Regions from separate parts of the Homo sapiens genome. Here region 2 is linked to region 1. Evidence: chromatin loops called from intact Hi-C (ENCODE). Cell type or tissue: ascending aorta. All regions are shown on one strand. Links, peaks and the distances in the headings refer to the core of each region. The heading gives the core; the rest is flanking DNA.

Region 1 (9,974 bases), core at 1,411-9,410:
GACAGATTCTAAACCACCTGAGGGATTGTCAGGATTCCACATAGACTGGCTAACATTAAATGCTGGAGGGGCGGTACTTTACAACCACACAGAGCACTTTAGTGAATAAAGAACCTGATAGTATGCTGGCCCACATGTTTAAGGACAAAGATGTCTGGGAAATAAGCAAGATCACAGAGGAGCTTTCTTAATTGACCGAAGTCCTGAGTACTTTGAACCCATTTTGAACTACTTGTGTCATGGAGAGCTTATTGTACATGATGGCATTAATTTATTGGATATGTTAGAAGAAGCAAGATTTTTTGTATTGACTCATTGATTGAACACCTAGAAATGGCAATAAAGAATTCTAAACCACCGGAGGATCATTCACCAATATCCTGAAAGGAATTTGTCTGATTTTTGCTGGCAACTTCAATCAAGTCAGAACTGCGATGCCAAGGTTTGAACTTCAGTGGTGCTGATCTTTCTCATTTGGACCTTTGAAACATTAACTTCAAAATGGCCAGTTTAAGCCGCTGCAGTCTTGCACATGCAAATCTTTGCTGTGCAAATCTTAAACAAGCTGATCTCTCTGGATCAGTGCTTGACTGTGCAAATCTTCAGGGAGTCAAGACACTCTGTTCTAATGTAGAAGGAGCATCCCTGAAACTGTGTAATTTTGAGGATCCTTCCGGTCTTAAAGCCAATTTAGAAGGTGCTAACCTGAAAGGTGTGGATATGGAAGGAAGTCAGATAACAGGAATTAACCTGAGAGTGACTACCTTAAAAAATGCAAAGTTGAAGAACTGTAACCTCAGAGGAGCAACTCTGGCAGGAACTGATTTAGAGAATTGTGATCTGTCTGGGTGTGATCTTCAAGAAGCCAACCTGAGAGGGTCCAACATGAAGGGAGCTAGATTTGAAGAGATGCTAACACCACTACACATGTCACAAAGTGTTAGATGAGAATTTTAGGGGCTGGAGGAACATGTACAAGATGAAAATGTTTTCCTTATCACTTTTCTTTCTCCACCCGCTCAGTTGTCTAGAAGAAATAACACTGTAAGGAAGTTAAAAAAAAATTTAGAGGATTATGCTTGTTCTCAGTGGTGCATAAGGGAAAAAATTGACTTTTTTTTCCATATTCTGATTTTTAACAGAAAAGCACTCATTTAATAGATATAGGGAAACTAGATATTGCTGCCTTTTGAACAGGGTAGGGGGGTTTACCTGGTTTTATGACCAGGAATAGTATCTATTACATTTGCTTTTAAATAGGCATGATGTGGAAATACCATCTTGGTTTGAGATGCATTTGAGGATTTTAATTTATGGAAAGCACAACATATGCAATTTATATTTATTGAATACTAGATGCAGTATGGATATTTAAATTGTAAAAACTTTACGAAAACTTGGAAAAGGTTGTTCAGGTTTATAAATAGCTTTAGTGATGCCTCCTTCTTTAAATACTTGTCACAGCATATGAATATGGTAAGATCAGACTCCCTAAGACTCTTCAGGTTCATTTTTATAATGTTTACTTTTTAGAACAAAACAGTAGCTAAATTACAGTAATATCCAGTTCTTACTGATTGAGACAGAGTGGAAAGAAAGACATCGTTGTACATCACTGTCATTCCAAAGGTACAGTGGAACTCCGGATGGAGGAAGAACTTACCTATCACTACAACACTTATAAATGAGCATTTCTCAGAATGTCATTCTAGGCAAGTTCCACTCAACACCAGACCAAGCAATTCTGTCTATTCACACTATTAGCCTAGTTTTCTCATACAATCAGCACAAGCATAGGAAGATACTTCAAAACCAAAAAACCAAGGTGCACCATTAATATTCATTTAATTCAAATACCAAATAGTTTTACATAGGGCCATCTTAGAAATAGATATTAAATCCAGATCTACTGCAATCAAAGCTTACACAATATGAATGAATATGGTAGAGTTGCCTGTTAAAAGGCAATGTAATATAATTGCTGCTAGAACCCTACAGTGGGGAATGAGGAATTTTAAACATATATTTGATTACAGCCACCAAAAAAGTATATATAAAGAAAGTAAAAATAAAGGCATTTGGCTGGTCCAAGATGTAACACCAATCAGTCAGCACCTATGATTCTTTTACTTACATTTTTTACTTTTTGTTTTTGTTTTTGTTTTTTTGAGACAGAGTATCAGTCTGTCGCCAGGCTGGAGTGCAGTGGCGCAATCTTGGCTCACTGCAACCTCCGCCTCCTGGGTTCAAGCGATTCTCCTGCCTCAGCCTCTCGAGTAGCTGGGACTACAGGTGCACACCACCACGCCCAGCTAATTTTTGTATTTTTAGTAGAGACAGGGTTTCACCATGTTAGCCAGGATGGTCTTGATCTACTGACCTTGTGATCCACCTGCCTTAGCCTCCCAAAGTGCTGAGATTACAGGCGTGAGTCATGGCGCCCAGCCTGTTTTTTTTTTTGTTTTTTTTTTTAGTGAAATTTAGCCTGTTTTTCTTGAGTCATTTTCTCTCTGCAACAGTAGAGGAAGGGCCTGTATCTCCCTACCAATGACCTGGTGTCCTTACATCTACCCCAAGAGCAGGGATGTTAGCTGTGTCCACAGGGTTCTGAATTCTACAGACTCATCAACATGAGGCAAGGAATCATTGAAAACCACTTTTGTCTCCTTTGGGAGAATGACTCATCTTTAGTATTTATGTAGTGTATTCTTCTATATCTACATATGCAAAGCTTTCTTTGACAGTAAAGGGCACATATGCATAGTGGGAGAAGATCAGACCTTTACAAGTGAAGGAAAGCAACTTCAGAAATGAATTATTTTCTTTGCTTTATTATTTTTACCAAGACAGAGAAGTATTGTATTGAGAGATTATCTATTTTCATAATCAACATTTGCCTAAATTATATTTAAATCATTTCACTTTGTACTATATTTTCAGGAATTATAGAATGTGTTATTCACTCACTTAAAGGTACCTCTGTAGAAATAACCTAAAACTGCAGAAGGATCCGAAAGATATAACATGGTGTGTTTAGAAACTGCAGATTTTAGATCTAATGTATACTGCATTAATAAATGATGTAAAGTGTGGAAAAGGAAAAAAAAAGACTGATCCCATGATCAAATATTAATATAAAAATTTGAGATCAGCCGGGCACGGTGGCTCACACCTGTAATCCCAGCACTTTGGGAGGCCAAGGTGGGTGGATCATGAGGTCAGGAGATCAAGACTAGCCTGGCCAACATGGTGAAAACCCATCTCTACTAAAAATACAAACATTAGCTGGGCGCGGTGGCGGGTGCCTGTAATCCCAGCTACTCAGGAGGCTGAGGCAGGAGAATCACTTGAACCCGGGAGGTGGAGGTTGCAGTGAGCCGAGATCGTGCAACTACACTCCAGCCTGAGTGACAAAGCAAGACTGTCTCAAATAAATAAATAAATAAATAAATAAAAATAAAAAAAATTGGAGATCAAAATATTAGTGCATAGGATTCAACAATAAATTAAAAGAACAGTAGTGTACATCACAACTAAGTGAATTTATGCCACCCAAGAATGGATGAATATTAAGAAATTTTGGAATATAATCTATCATACCATATTAACAGGCCAAAGAAGAAAAACTGTAGTTATCTCTATAGATACAGAACATACATGTGACACAATTAACAATCTTTCTAACAACAAACTCTTGATAGACTATACATGTGCAGAGACTTCTTTAATGATGTGTATGTGTCACAAACAAAAGCCAGCGATTCCCATTAAAGTCAAAGATAATTCAAGGTTGCTTACTATCACCAGTCATCTAAAATTTTCGGTAGATACTAACCAAGGCAGTAAGATAAGAGAGATGTAGAAGTACATAAATATTGGAAATGAGGGAACAAAATGATGATTGTAATCAGATAATAACATTGTATGCTTTGAATTTCCTGAAAATTGTCTTAGAATTTTCTGAAATTCTATTAGAGACAATAAGAGTTCTGTATGTGGCTAGTTGTAGACTATAATATATCAATAACTTTCTTTTTTATTTATTTTATTTATTTATTTTTTTGAGATGGAGTCTCGGTCTGTCGCCCAGGCTGGAGTGCAGTGGCGCGATCTTGGCTCACGGCAAGCTCCGCCTCCCAGTTTCACGCCATTCTCCTGCCTCAGCCTCCCGAGTAGCTTGGGACTACAGGTGCCCGCCACCACGCCCAGCTAATTTTTTGTATTTTTAGTAGAGATGGGGTTTCACCATGTTAGCCAGGATGGTCTCGATCTCCTGACCTCGTGATCCACCCACCTTGGCCTCCCAAAGTGCTGGAATTACAGGCATGAGCCACCATGACCGGCCATCAGTAGCTTTCTTACCAGTGACTAGAAAAGATAATAATGTAAGAAACAGTTCTATTTATAAAGGAATGAAAGGGCAAAATATTTAGAAATAGTGTGAGCATCTATAAAAAAAATCTTAAAACTCTTTTGAAGGAGAAGTCTTATGTCCTTCAAAGAAGACATAAATAAGTGAAAGCATATATGTGATTCTTAGGAAGATTAAATAGAATTAAGATTAAACTTAGTACAAGATATAAAATGTAATAAGGATGTCTGAATTATTCTAAGAATTCCTTTTCATCTTGATTCAGTGGGAATTTGGGAGTGGAAACCTGAATAAAATAACTGGAATTTATCTAAAACCCGTTGTTCTCAATGGGGGACGATTTTGTCCCCCAGTTCCAACCCAGGGAACAATTGGCAGTGTCTGGAGACTTTTTTTTTTTTTTTTTTTTTTTTTTTTTTGGCTGTCATGACTCGGGGCTGCTACTGCCATCTAGTGGGTAGAAGCCAGAGATACTAAACATCCTAGGATGCGCAGGACCGTCCCTGCAGTGGAGAGTGTCCTGCCCAAAAATGTCAACAGTACTGCTGCTGAGAAATCCTGACCTAGCAGAATAAATATTCTAGAGTAACCAGGAAAATTCTGACAATACTAATCAGGGGATTAACCTTAGGCATTCTGGAACTGAAGAGGTGCTAGGCAGCTCAGTGGAACGGTGGACAAAGTGCAGAATACACTGGAAGATTTAGTACAGGGGAAAGGTGGCATTTCATATCACGGTGGATAATTCACTCAAAAATGTGACCGAGTAAGTATTTAGGAAGGAATAAAGCTGGATCCCTATCTCATTCCTCCCATCAAAATAAATTCTAGGAGGATTAAAGATTTAAATATTAAAAAATGAAACTGCAAGACTACAAAGAGAAAGCATCAGAGAATTAATTTGTAGTCTTGGCCTTGGAAGAACCTTTCTAAGTAGGAACAGACACAGAAGCCATAAAGGAAAAGATGAAAAATGTACTTACATAAATATAAGAAACTTCTTTGCAAAAAGAAGAAATTATTTGCAATACATGTAACAAAATGCTTATTTACAAAGAGTTTATACAAATCAATAAGAAAAAGAAAAATAGGCCAGATGTGGTGGCTCATGCCTATAATCCCAGCAATTTGGGAGGCCAAAGTGGGAGGATTGCTTGAGCCCAGGAGTTGAAGACCAGCCTGGGCAACATAGTGAGACCTCATCTCTACAAAAATAAATAAATAAAAATTAGCTGGGTGCGTGCCTGTAGTCCCAGCTGCTTGGGAGGCTGAGGTGGGATGATTGTCTCAAAAAAAAAAAAAAAAAAGAAAAGGAAAAATAATATAATAGAAATATATATAGCGCCCATGAAAAATACAGATGGCTAGTGGAAAGATACTAAGCCTTACTTAAGAAATGTAAAGCAAGGCTGGGTGCGGTGGCTCAACGCCTGTAATCCTAGCACCTTGGGAAGCTGAGGCGGGCTGATTGCTTGAGCCCAGGAGTTCGAGACCAATCTGGGCAAAATGGTGAAACCCTGTCTGTACAAAAAATACAAAAATTAGCCAAGCATGGAAGCGTGCACCTGTAGTCCCAGCTAGTTGGGAGACAGAGGTGGGAGGATCACTTGAACCTGGGAAGTGAAGGTTGCAGTGAACTGAAATCATGCCACTGCACTCCGGCCTGGGCAACAGTGAGACCCTGTCTCACAATAAATAAATAATAAATAAATAAATAAATAAAGCAAAACAACAATTAGATATATAATTTCCGCTAATACATTAGCAAAAATTAAAACAGTTTATCATTTCTGGTGTCATTAAGGGTGTAAAGAGCCACATATGGTTGATGCACAAGGACAAGTTGGTAATATCTATCTAAATCTTAATTTAATCTTTCACCAAGCATTTCTATTATTTAGCACTTAACGGTTACTGATATTCTTGGAAAAGGATGCCAACATGTATGAGCAAGTTCAGTTGCATGATTATTTATAATAGTATAATATGGGAAACAACCTAAGTATGTATTCATACAGGGCTGGTTGAACAATGTGATTTTGGTGCAGTAGAATAGTATACAGGCATGAAAATGAATACAGTAGATTTGTGTGTACTGATAGGGAAAGATTTCCAATATACATTACTAAGTGGGGAAAATAATATGGTGCATATGGTATAACCTTAATTTGGTTTTGGTTTTAGAAGTATATATTAATTATTAAAATCAACTTTTTTTTCCTGGAAGGATGTCAGAATGATTATCTTTGAGGAGAGTTAGCAGAATTGATAGTGGCAGAGGAAAATTTTTTCATTTTAGATTTTCCTGTGCTGTTTGAACATTTTAAACATATGCATACATTGCTATACAAAATTAAAAACAAGGTAAATACAACATAAATTTAGACAATATAAATATAAACTAAACTTTTTTTTGCCTTCACAAAATCCTTCCTCTTCTACTTGCCTTTTGTAGTGTTCTTTAGCCATTTGTTGGTGGATTTTTTTTTATTGTTTGCTTATAGCATCTGCTCCTTTGCACAGGATTCTAGGAAAAGACCTTGGTTTCATATTGGCTCCTAAAGTAGACAAGTTCCCATGCCCCAAGGGGCATTGGCATCCTTTATTTGTCAAAGGAAGGAAATAACTACATATCTACTATACAGTGATGTTGGGAAAAAGGTCTGTGAATAATTTATATAGACTGTAATGAAAAGTAAGTGACAGTTATTATTCTCCTAGTTATACAAATTGTTTGTCAGTTACTTCATTTAAGTGAAATTAAATTATTTGAGTTAATAGGGTTGAATTTGAAAATTACATTTTGTTTCTGAAGCTTTTATTTTTTTAAATTTATTTTATTTTTTGAGACGGAGTTTCGCTCTTGTTGCCCAGGCTGGAGTGCCATGGCGCTCCACAACCTCCGCCTCCTGAGTTCAAGTGATTCTCCTGCCTCAGCCTCCTGAGTAGCTGGGATTACAGGCTTGCGCCACCACGCCCAGCTAATGTTGTACTTTTAGTTGAGATCGGGTTTCTCCATGTTGGTCAGGCTGGTCTTGAACTCCCAACCTCAGGTGATCCACCTGCCTCAGCCTCCCAAAGTGCTGGGATTACAGGCGTGAGCCACCACACCCAGCCAAGAGCTTTTATTTTTAAATGTCAGTAGTCCTCAACATTTTTGTAGCACCTTTGGACAGCTGATACTTTTGTACATTGTCATGCTGTCCCCAGACTGCCTCATTTGGAATAGGTGAATACCAGTCTATTAGGACAGACCATTAGGAGCAGTGGTATGCAGTGCCTGTCTGTTGCAGGTGTTATCACCTCTACAGTTGTATAGTATTGTTTCGGTAATCATTTCAATATTTGATTGCATTTTGTCTATTTTACATGCGTGAAAACGAGGAAAATGAAAGTGCTGGTTGGGATTACAGCAACTAGTTGTACAGGCTGAACATCCCAAATCCAAAAATTCAAAATCCCAAATGCTTCAAAATCTGAAATGTTTTGAGCACTGACATGATGCTCAAAGGAAATGCTCACTGGGGCATTTTGGATTTTGGATTTTTGGATTAGAGATGCTGAACTGGTAAGTATAATGCAAATATTCCAAAATAAAAAATCAGAAATCCAGAACACTTATGGTCCTGAGCATTTTGGATAAGGGATACTCACCCTGTAGTAATAAGCTTGGGTTTTAAAATCTCAGTACTGCCGGGTGGGGTGGCTTATGCCTGTAATCCCAGCACTCTGGGAGGCCGAGGCAGGCGGATCACCTGAGATATTTGGAGACCAGCCTGGCCAACATGGCGAAACCCCTTCTTTACTAAAAATAGAAAAAAATTAGCCAAGTGTTGTGGCGGGTGCCTGTAATCCCAGCTACTTGGGAGGCTGAGGCAGAAGAATCTCTTGAACCTGGGAGGTGGAGGCTGCAGTGAGCCGAGATTGTGCCACTGCACTCGAGCCTGGGCAACACAGTGAGACTCAGTCTCAAAAAAAAAATACAGTTGATACAAAGATGGAAATTATTTAGTGTGTTAGAAATTAGATGTTCACTGGACTTAAACCAATTTTCTATAGGCTCAGCTGTGAAGGAAAAGAATAAAATTAAAGGAAATTGGGGGACTTCTGGCAATATATAGTTGATTTCCTTTCAGAGGAAATTTCTTTTCACAGGAAATCAACTATATATTAGACTTGTAGGGGGCAGAATTCTTTTTATGCCATGCAAGACTTAGTTTTTGTACTTTTGACTTGGGGACAAGTTTTCTACGATGCATAGCATGGTATTATCTATATTTTATTTCAATTGTATTAATTTTGAGAAAGATTTTTGTCATGAAATTTTAATACAGTGTTGTGATTTTGAACTTACAAGAATTAAATCTATAGTCAGCCTATATTTTATTGCACCCTTTCCTGGGAGCTGATCTGTCCTCAGGGAGAATCCCTGAAATCTACTCCAGGAGAAATCATGTAATCTTTTGGTCGTAATAATTATATTATTGTCTCAGCCTTGCCTAGGGCGCCAACTTGCCATCTGTCATGGGTGGTATTGGAACTGCTTGAATGGGGAGGCATGAGCTTCCTCATTCTTTTCAAGACTATTTCCAGTTTCTGGTTTCCAGGCCTTATGCTGTTCTCTGGGGCTATGCCAAAGTTTGCTCCAACAATAGCAAGAACACAGCAAAAATCACAAAAGGGGCTTCTATTTTTGAGCCCTGCCACCTGCCTGCACTGTGCCGGCTTCTCTGAGCTGCTGTCTCTATTCATGCTCACAATAGCCATAGGAAGAGCATGGTTATTTTATCTAGACCAGGAACCTTGGCTTTGGAAAGGTCAAACCAGTTTTACTTTTTCTCTCCCGTGCCCACCACAGGTTTCCATATGGAACATCCACTTTTTCTAATTGGTTTTATTTCATTAATATTATTCACTTATCTGAATTCCAAAAAAGAATTCTGAATTCTTTTTTTTGTTGTTGTTGTTTTTTCTATAGACGGAGTTTTGCTCTGTTGTCCAGGCTGGAGTGCAGTGGTGCAATCATAGCTCATTGCAGCCTCCAACTTCTGGGCTCAAGCAATCCTCCTGCCCCAGCTCTCGAGTAGCTGGGACTACAGGTGCACACCACCGGGGTCTCGCCATGTTGCCCAGGCTGGTCTTGAACTCCTGGGCTCCTCCTGCCTTGGCCTCCCAAAGTGCTGGGATTACAGACATGAGCCACTGCGCCTGGCCTGGATTCCAGTTCTTATTATTCTTTTTCTCCCTGAGGTGTCCTTTGTGTGTATCTCATGTTACACAGTGGTGTGGCTTTTAGAGAATGAGGAGGTTCCTTGTGTGCAGGGTCCTCCCTGCCTGCCCCAGGGTCAAGTGAAAGGTTGTGGAACCCCCAGAAGGCTGTCAAGGAATCCAGCCACTAGGTGGCAGCCTTGTCAAAAGCACCCACCTTCTCCTCTGCTACAAGTTCTGGTTCTGACAAATGTTTCTGACTTTAGAAACAATGCTTGTATTTATTGATTAATTCAACAAATATCTTTGAGTGGCTACCATGTGCCTGGCACTGTTCTAGGCAAAAGGACTATATGAGTGAGCAGGACAAACATCCCTGCCTTCATAAAGGTAC
Region 2 (9,974 bases), core at 705-8,704, 53 kb before region 1:
CATCAAACATGAAAGGTGCTAGTGAGATCCCATCTCTATAGAAAATTTAAAAAATTAGCTGGGCATGGTGGGCCTGTAGTCCCAGCTACTTGGGAGGCTAAGGCAGGAGGATCCCTTGAGCCCAGGAGTTTCAGGTTGCAGTGAGCTCTGATCGTGCCACTGCACTCCAGCCTGTGTGACAGAGCAAGGGCCTGTCTCTAAAAACAAAACAAAACAAAGCAAAACAAACATGAGAAGTGCTGATTCATACCTTGCAAAGAGGTTTCATTCGGCAGCAAGTTGAAATTATCTACTGGTTTGTACATGAGCTAGCACTTCCTCTTCCACATGGCATGCCATTGATGTTCCTTGATGTTTAGTGTTATTTGATAGAGGAATTTGCTAACACCTTGTTCTCTTTTCTCTTTGATGAAAATGTTTATCATTAACTTTGGGGCTCTTCTAAAGAATGTTCCATTAGTATGTGTTTGTACCTTTTTTTTTGGCCTCTGAAGAGTGCAGCTTTCAATGACGCCTCTATAGTTGTGGTCTTTTCCTTTTGGTAATGAAGTGCATCAGTTTTGCACTGAGAAATGTTATTTTGCCCTTGAGGAATAACTTGGTTGGTTTACTAAAGAGACCATCAAACTTTGAAAGTGACATGGAAAGCTTATGCGGTTTCTACAACTATTTCAGAAGCTTCATAAATGCTAAAGCGTCTGGGCTGGGCTCAGTGGCTCATGTCTGTAATCCCAATGCTTTGGGAAGCTGAGGCAGGAGGTTTGTTTGAGGCCAGGAGTTCTAGACCAGCCCGGGTAACACAGTGAGACTCCGACTCTACAAAAAATAAAAAAATTTAAAAAGAAACCCACAAAAACAAAAAAACAATAGAGGACTCTGACTTTAGGAGCAAATGAATCCAGTGTCTGATAAATTCCAATTTTTTAATTATTCACCATTGTGCTTTCTATGTGTACTTCCCTTCTTTAACTGCCTGGGTGGTACATCTCTTGACATATAGGATATGTGTCTTTCTGGCTTGCAGTTTAGTTCCAGTCAATAGTGAGCCTCCTAATTGTTCAGAGTTGTATTTATGCCACTCACCATGTGACTTTTATACTTCATCAAATCATTTTGCTCTGTCAATCCTTCTGAACTGATGTGATGGTACAAAATAGAAAAAGATGGAAACTGCTAATTTTAACAGATATAAACATAAACACGTACATAAACACCAGTGCATACATATTACGAAAATATATTGTGTAAAAGCAGTAACTTGTAGGACTAAGATTAACTACTGTGTTAGTAGTGCAAGTATACATTTCAAACTTAATGATTATATAAAGAATGAAACAGGATATCAGTGACCATAATACCTTTAACATTTCAAATTTGTGAAATATATGTGAACAAAATTGTTTCATTTATTTCTTTGTTTCTTTTTGAGACAGAGTCTCACTCTGCCACCCAGGCTGGAGAGCAGTGGCGCGATCTCGGCTCACTGCAACCTCCATCTCCCAGGTTCAAGCAATTCTCCTGCCTCAGCCTCCTGAGTAGCTGGGATTACAGGTGCCCGCCACCACGCCCGGCTAATTTTTGTATTTTTAGTAGAGACAGTGTTTCACCATGTTGGCCAGACTGGCCTGGAACTCCTGACCTCAAGTGACCCACTCACCTCGGCCTCCCAAAGTGCTGGGATTACAGGTATGAGCCACCATACTTGGCCCATTTGTTTCTTTTGAAATAGGAATTCCCAGTGTAGCTTTTGTTGAACTTCCATGGGCCTCTACATGTCCTCCATCTGCAGGTTGTATGTACATTGGGCTGTAGCCATTTGGTGGCAAGGACCATGGTAGAGGCCAGTCTGAGAGTGCACCTGGTAGATCCTTAAAGATGCAACCTTTGGGAACCTTGAACCTTTGATTGCTATAAACAAGTAAATCCCCTAGTTGATCATCACTCAGGAATCTTGGCTAAGCAAGGCCTATGAGGAAATTGATTTCTTGACAGATACATTTGGAAGGTCTTTAAGTTATTCTCCTTACCAATCACATAAATTTTTTAATGTTTTCTATAACTTACTGACTTCAGTCCCATTTTTCTTTCATTTATTCAACAAATATGTATTAAGGGCTTGCTGTGTGCTAGGCACTCTGAAAGACAAGACAGCATTTTTGCCCTCTTGGAACTAATGCTTTGTATATATTATTTTCTCCTGTATCATATCCAGTTTACACTTTGCTACTTACTTTTCTATTTTTCCTTTTTCTTACCTATTATGTTTCAGATCCATAAACTATTTTGTCTATGTCTTTATTTCAAATTATTTTGTGGCCGGGCACGGTGGCTCACGTCTGTAATCCCAGCAGTTTGGGAGGCCGAGGCGGGTGGATTAGGAGATCAAGACCATCCTGGCTAGCACGGTGAAACCCCGTCTCTGCTAAAAAAATACAAAAAATTAGCCAGGCATGGCGGTGGGCACCTGTAGTCCCAGCTACTCGAGAGGCTGAGGCAGGAGAATGGCGTGAACCTGGGAGGCAGAGCTTGAGGTAAGCCGAGATCACGCCACTGCACTCCAGCCTGGGTGACAGAGCAAGACTCTGTCGTCAAAAAAAAAAAAAAAAAAATTTTGTTCTCCAGTCTAAACATACCGTAACAGTCGTAGCATTAACCTTTGTGCATTAAAACGCTTAACATTTCCATCCAAAAAATTTCAGGTATTTTTATTTTAAAATTAAACAGGTTCTCCCTCTTTCATCCAGGCTGAAGTGCAGTGGTGTGATCACGGCTCACCACAGCCTTGAACTCCTGTGCTCACGTGATCCTCCCACCTCAGCCTCCCAAGTAGTTGGGACTACAGGCATGTGCCACTGTGCCTGGCTAATTTTTAAAAACTTTTTTTAGAGATGGGGCCTTGCTATGATGCCCAGGCTAGTTTCAAACTCCTGAGCTCAAGTGATCCTCCTGCCTCAGCTTCCCAAAGTGCTTCCCCACTGGCATGAGCCACCATACCAGGTCAAAATTTCACGTATAACACAAGAAATACATTTTTTTTTTTTTTGAGATGTAGTCTCAATCTGTCACCCAGGCTGGAGTGCACTGGTGGGATCTCGGCTCACTGCAACCTCTGCCACCTGGGTTCAAGTGAGTCTCCTGCCTCAGCCTCCCGAGTAGCAAGGATTACAGGTGCACGCTACCATCTCGGCTAATTTTTGTATTTTTAGTGGAGACAGGGTTTCGTCATGTTGGCCAGGCTGGTCTCGAACTCCTGACCTCAAGTGATCTGCCCACCACAGCCTCCTAAAGTGCTGGAATTACAGGCATAAGCCACCGTGCCCAGCCAAGAAACGCATTCTTATAAAAAGCCAAATATATAGATATAGAGTAAATATGAAGTCACTCCTTATAATTCCCATCCCAACTGCCTCTCAAGAGCCATGAAAGAGACTATTTTCTATATTTTTGCTAATAGTCTTATCTCTTCTTAAAATGTTAGTCTGCAAGATGGGTTTAAAAATACCTCATTGCTTTAGCTCATATTGGTTGCTATTAGATGGGTTAAGCATCTTTTCTTATGTTTAGCAGTCATTTGGATTTTTGTGAATTGCCTTTTCATATCCTTTGCCTTTTTTCTGTTGGACTGTTTGTTTCTTCTTGAGTTAATTTTGGTATTCTATGTTTTCCTAGAAAATGATCTGCTTTGCCTAGTTTACAAATCCTTATATGTAATTACGTTCTCTTTCTTGTTCCTAATTTGGGTACCTTCCTTTTTTCTTTCTTGATTAGATTTGCCAGAGGTTCTATCTTGTTAGTCCTTTCAAAGCATCAGCTTTTCATTTTATTAATCTTCAAGGTCATTTAAAAAATGTTTTCTGTTTAATTAATTGCCGTTTTTATCTTTATTCATTCTTCATCCTGCTTTCTGTGGACTCAGAGAAGACCCGTTCATGTAGAGGAAGGTGGGAACAAAGGTTCAAAGATAGTTGTCGAGGGTCAGGAAAACAATTGTTGGCATCATTCTCCTTCACCTCCTCACTCCCAACTGCCATCACAAACACAGGCAGTTCAGAATCCATCAAGAAATGAGTCAGGAATCAGGCAGACTGAATCAGACTATCAGCTTTGTTAATAAGGCTGAAGTAGAGAGTAGTGCTTGACCTAAGATCACAGTCAGGCTAGTAACCCTTCCCTCTGAGTTAAACTTAGCCAACAGAATAAGGCATTTAGAATAAACGCTTTGAGAGGTTTGAAAAGAAGACAGTTGGAAATGAATAAAACAATCACTTAGAGGTGCTGAGGGCCAAATGGCCTCAGGGCAGTTCGGTTTTTCAGTTCTGTTTGGAGACCTAGATCAGGAACAAAGAAAAATGAGTTGGCAGTCTCTGGCTGGTGGCTGAGTAAGCAGGGCCAGAGTTGGCAGAAGGAGGTGATCTTGGGGTTTCAGACTAGTCAGTGAGGCAAGTGAGACCAGCAGGGCATGGAAAAAACCACGAAGAGACAGGAGTCGGGGCTTCAGCTTCTTGTGAGCATGCAAACCCAGCTCGGAGGGAGTGTGATGCTGGGACAGCCAAAAGAGGAGCAGCTGGGGGCCAGAGAAGGGCATTGCACATCCAGAACCCTGATGGCAGGAGAGTCAGAGAACGGGCACACCACCAAGTGTGATGAAACTTGTGGGGGATTGACGATGAGTCATTCTTCAGACTCTCTGGGACTCTTGTTCTTTCCCCAAATTAGTTTAACATCTGCTTTGGAATCAAAAGGGTAACTGCTTTTCTCTTTCTGGCTAATTAAACAAATGCAAATGTATGCATAGCCTTATTGTATCCTCACACAGCCTGGGAGGGAAGCACAGTGTGGGTGGCAGGTACATGACGCTAGAAGCAGAGGGTGTTTAGTGCTGGGGTGGGAGGACAGCAGGAGGATCTGTCCCAGCGCCAGACGTCTTCCATCCCTACGGGACCTCTCAAGGTCATGCTACATGACCTTCGGCATATGAATTCACCTGGCACCACAGTATTGTTCTTAAAACTGAAAATGTACCAGCGTATTGTAACTTGTAAGCCCACAAACTTCTTGTTTCTAGCCATGTACTTACAGAAAGCCCTTGCCTTTATGTTTTCACAGGGAGGGCATGATGAACCTTGTCTTATAGCTCATGAGAAGGCCAACTTCACTAACCACTCCTTGCCGGGTGTGGTATGTTTCCCTCTGTAATTACTTCTCCCTGTGTACTTTCTTATGGTAAAATGTCATGCTTCAGAACAAAATTAAAAAGTCATCTAAAGAGATGGTTTGGTTATCATGGAAGTCAAGTTCCTCTTAGTAGAAATGAGCAGTTATAGTCAGACTTTATAGATACTAGAAAGAAGAGCAATGTATTTCTAAACTACATGCTTGTGTCAAATTTCAGATTTTGTTTAACAATTTGTATATTAATCATGATCTAACCCACCTGTTTTGGAAGAACCCTCTCAAACTGGGTTTTTCCTCTGCTCTCACACCACAACAACAGTCATCAACACGGAAAAAGACTTCTGTGACCAAATGTATGGGGGTTTCTCTATAGAAGTAGTGGACACCAGCTAGGTGTTCTCCAGTTCAACTCTGACGCTGTCTACCTGGAGAGAGCATCAGATCCCACAGGGCAAAACTCAGGCCCCAAGGCTGCCTCCTTCTCCAGTCACCAGTCTCAAGTCTGGGCCTCTGGAACTTCTGACCAACTGGCTTCAAGTTGGGGTTCCCATGACTCCTCTGGGTTCAACTAATTTGCTGGAGCAGCTCACAAAACTCAGGGCAACACTAACTTACATTGATCAGTTTATTATAAAGGATATCGCAAAGGATACAGATGAAGAGAAGTGTAGGACAAAGGATGGGGAAGGGCATAGAGCTTCCACGCCTTCCCTGGGTGCACTACCCTCCAGAAACTTCCAGGTGTTCAGCTGTCCAGACGCTCTCTGAACTGTGACCTTTTGGGTTTTTATGGAGGCTTCATTGCATAGGCACCACAACCATGTAGAAATGTGATTGGACAAAAAGTACATGATCTAAACCTAGCATGCCTGTCTCTTCAAGACTTTTCTTGGTCTCTCTGTGTAACATTCCTTCCTTTAGGGTATAGTTAGGACTCTCTCTAGTTTGAGGGACTCCTGACCCATAATTAGAGAAGGGTCCTGTCTTGGGCACGTGAAAGGACAGGAGAAGTTCAGAGAGAGAGAGAGATTCTGTTTCCTGAGGCCTAAAGTGCCCTGAAATTATAAGAAGGACTATAGGCATCAGGAGCCAGGAACCGGTTCTAATGCCCATAGTCCTTGTTATAATTTGTTATCTATATCTATCTATCTATATGTATATCTATATCTGTATCTATATCTATCTATCAGTCAATCATAACAACATACCATCAGATAAACAATTTCTATCCATACCCATTTTCTGATAATAAAAACTGGATCTGTTGCTGGCTAGGTGAAACTCGGAAACTCATGAAGCTTTTTACCTTTTTTACAAATGGGAGTGTGCCCTTTCATCCTGAATCATTAGAGTCTCCTAGGTACCCCTCTCTGAGGACTCTTATTCTAACAGCCTTTGCAAAAATTAGCCAAACATCTGTTTGAAACTCACTCAGAGTCATTTTCATCTTTGCCTTTCTCCTAGTTATTTTTAGGGTTGATAAATTTGTTTTCCAAGAGCAAACAGAGCATTTTTAAGCTTTGATTTTTGGCTAGCATTTAGGAATTCTTGTTCTGTGCAGAGCTGGCTGGATGCCCACTTAGGAACTTAGCCTGCACGGAGATTCCTTCAGTGGAAGAGCATTGGTCTGGAGTCATCCATCCGGCTCCTGGAGCTTGGCTACCCTGATACTTCCCGGTCTCCCTGCAAATGAACACCTCAGCATGCCATTATAGTTGGTCATCTTACTCTGTTTTTACAGAATCCAGGAGGAGAGTTCCTGCAAAGGATGTCTTGGGCAGGGTTTAATTATTTCTACGAATAAGAAAGCTTTCCTCAGGTGGAATTGTATTTACTTTCTGCAATATAAGCCATGAATTTACAAATAGAGTCTGATACTGTCAGGATACATAATTGTTGTTATGCTTAAGTAGTTTTTTTTTTCTTGAGATAGAGTTTTGCCCAGGCTGGAATGCAGTGGCACAGTCACTGCTCACTGTACCTTCAACCTCCTGGGCTCAAGCAGTTCTCCCATCTCAGCCTCCCAAGTAGCTGGGTCTATAGGTGCCATACCACCACACCTGGCTAATCAAATTTTTTTTTTTTTTTTTTTTGGTAGAGATAAGGGCTTTTATGTTGCCCAGGCGGGTCTTGAACTCTTGGATGCAAGTAATCTTCCCGCCTTGGCCTGCCAAAGTGCTGAGATTCTAGGTGTGAGCCACTATGCCCAGCCTTAAATAGATTTTAAAAAATTACAAAACTGTTACATGTTCATAGTAGACAGTGTAGAAAAATGTAAAAAGCATAAAGAAAATTAAAATTTCCTATCATTCCACCACCTAGATAACCATTCTTTCTTTTTTCTTTTTTTTGGAGATGTAGATTCCAATGATGTCATCTCACTGAAACCTCCGCCTCCCAGGTTCAAGTGATCCTCCTGCCTCAGCCTCCCAAGTAGCTGGGACTACAGGTGCACACCACCACGCCCAGCTGATTTTTGTATTTAGTAGAGACAGGATTTCACCATGTTAGCCAGACTGGTCTTGAACTCCTGACCTAAGGTGATCCATGCGCCTCGGCCTCCCAAAGTGCTGGGATTTCAGGCGTGAACTACCACGCCCAACCTAACCATTCTTAATATATAGATTTTTTTTTCAGTCTTTTTATATGCCTAAATGTAAATATGAGCTCCTACTGCATACACTTTACAATTTGTATTTTCCACCAAAATATATTGTCGTCATTGTTCCATATCACTGGATATTTTGTAGTATCACTTTCTCTATTGAGATGCCATAAATTCACATATATTTACATTTATATAAATGTTTACATATTTATAATATTTTTAACATTTATAGTATATATCATATTTCTATAGAGATAACATGTATTCACTTATATTCACTGCCATAAAATTCATACTTTTAAAAGTGAACAATATGGTGATTTGTTTGTATCTTCACAAAGTTATACAATAGTTGGCACTGTCAAATTCTAGAACATTACCCCCCCGCCCCGAAAACCCAGGGCAGTTACCACCCTTCCATCGCTCCTTCCCTCATCCTGTGGCAGCCACTCAAGTACTTTCTGTTTGTGTGAATTCCCCTCTTCTGGACATTGCGTAGAAGTGGAATTATACAATAGATGGTCTTCTGTGTGTGGCTTCTCTTTTTTTTTTGAGACAGGTTCTTGCTCTGTCACCCAGGCTGGAGTGCAGTGCTGCAATCTCAGCTCACTGCAACCTCTGCCATCCTCCCACCTCAGCCTCCCAAGTAGCTGGGACCACAGATGTACACCACCACCCCTGGTTTGTATTTTTGGTAGAGACAGGATTTCGCCATGTTGGCCCAGGCTGGTTTCAAACTTCTGGGCTCAAGTGACCTGCCTGCTTCAGCCTCCCAAAGTGCTGGGATTATAGGTATGAGCTACCATGCCCAGCCTGTGTGGCTCCTTTTGTTCAACATAAGGTTTTCAGGGTTCATCCATGTATCGGTACATTATTCCTTTTTACTGATGGATAATATTTCACTGTGTGGATGTACACTTTATATTTATCCATTCAACAGCTGATGGCCACTGGGTTTTTTCTACTTTATGGCTACTGTGATTAGTGCTATTGTGAACATTTGTCTGCAGGTTCTTGTTTGAACTTCTGTTTTCAATTCTTTTGGATATATACCAAGGACTGGAGTTACTGGGTCATAATGGTAACTGGGTGTAACTTTTTGAGGGACTCCCCAAACTGTTTTTCACAGTGGCTGTACTTTTTCACATTTACGTAGGCAATGTATGAGGGTTCCAGTGTCACCACATCCTCACCAGCACTTGTTAATGTCTGTTCTTTTGGCTAGAGCCATCCCAGTCGATGTGGAGTGGCATCTCCCAGTGGCTTTGGTTTGCATAATGCCTAATGATTGATTTTTCTAATGTGGAGCTTCTTTTCACGTGCTTGTTGGCCACTTGTATTGTATAGTCTATTTGGAGAAATACCTGTTCAGATCCTTTACCCACTTTTCAGTTGGGTTATTTGTCTTTTTATTATTGAGTTTTCAGAGATCTTTACACATTCTAGATACTAGACACTTATCATATATAGGATTTGCAAATGATTTCTCCCATTCTGTGGGTTATCTTTTCATTTTCTTTTTTTTAACTTATTTTAGGTTCAGGGGTACATGTGAAGGTTTATCACATAGGTAAACTCATGTCACAGGGGTTTGTTATACAGATTATTTCATCACCCAGGAAGTAAGCCCAGTACCCAACAGTTACCTTTTCTGCTCCCTCCTCCAAGCCTCCACCCTCAAGTGTCTGTTGTTTCCTCCTTTGTGTTTATGAGTTCTCATCATTTAGCTCTCGCTAATAAGTGAGAACATGCAGTATTCGGTTTTCTGTTCCTGCATTAGCTGGAGGCTGAGGATAATGACCTCCAGCTCCATCCATGTCCCTATAAAGGACGTGATCTTGTTCTTTTTTATGGCTGCATGTCCTTTCATTTTCTTGATAGTATCTTTTGAAGCAAAAGGTTTTTAATTTTTATGAAGTCCACTTTATCTAGTTTGTCTTTGCTTACTTCTGCTTTTGATGTCATCTCTAAGAAAATACTGTCTAATATAGTCATGAAGTTTTACAGCTATATTTTCTTCCAAGAATTACAAAGTTTTAGCTCTTGTACTTTGAGGTGATTTTTGTGTATAGTATGAGGTAGGAGTCTAACTTTGTTCTTTTATATGTGGATATCCAGTTATTCCAGCATAATTTGTTGAAAAGACTGTCTCCCATTGAATTGTCCTAGCATCCTTGTTGAAAATCAACTG

The links. Hi-C counts contacts between places; a loop is a spot of excess contacts. Peaks named below come from ENCODE experiments on the same cell type or tissue, not always from the same donor. Only the 100,000 strongest peaks of a DNase experiment are listed, where the experiment ranks them.
Region 2: a loop joins it to region 1, with 4 times the contacts of the local background. A loop is called at or near these places in 3 of 110 quality-filtered maps.

What each region holds. Positions count from the first base shown.
Region 1 is chr17:20,112,043-20,122,016 of GRCh38, forward strand. All of the region lies in intron 3 of SPECC1 (sperm antigen with calponin homology and coiled-coil domains 1), which reads left to right. It also overlaps the pseudogene KCTD9P1. Among named protein-coding and RNA genes, the nearest start is that of SPECC1, 110 kb to the left of the region's middle. In ascending aorta, for the core only: a CTCF peak has its summit at 4,848 (motif pointing left); a DNase peak (open chromatin) is centred at 8,950; H3K27ac peaks cover 789 bases.
Region 2 is chr17:20,059,664-20,069,637 of GRCh38, forward strand. All of the region lies in intron 1 of SPECC1 (sperm antigen with calponin homology and coiled-coil domains 1), which reads left to right. Among named protein-coding and RNA genes, the nearest start is that of SPECC1, 55 kb to the left of the region's middle. RefSeq lists enhancers at 393-472, 4,344-4,393, 4,854-4,923 and a silencer at 4,333-4,627. In ascending aorta, for the core only: no CTCF peak of the experiment used is centred there; DNase peaks (open chromatin) are centred at 4,568 and 6,788; H3K4me3 peaks cover 1,808 bases; H3K27ac peaks cover 5,230 bases.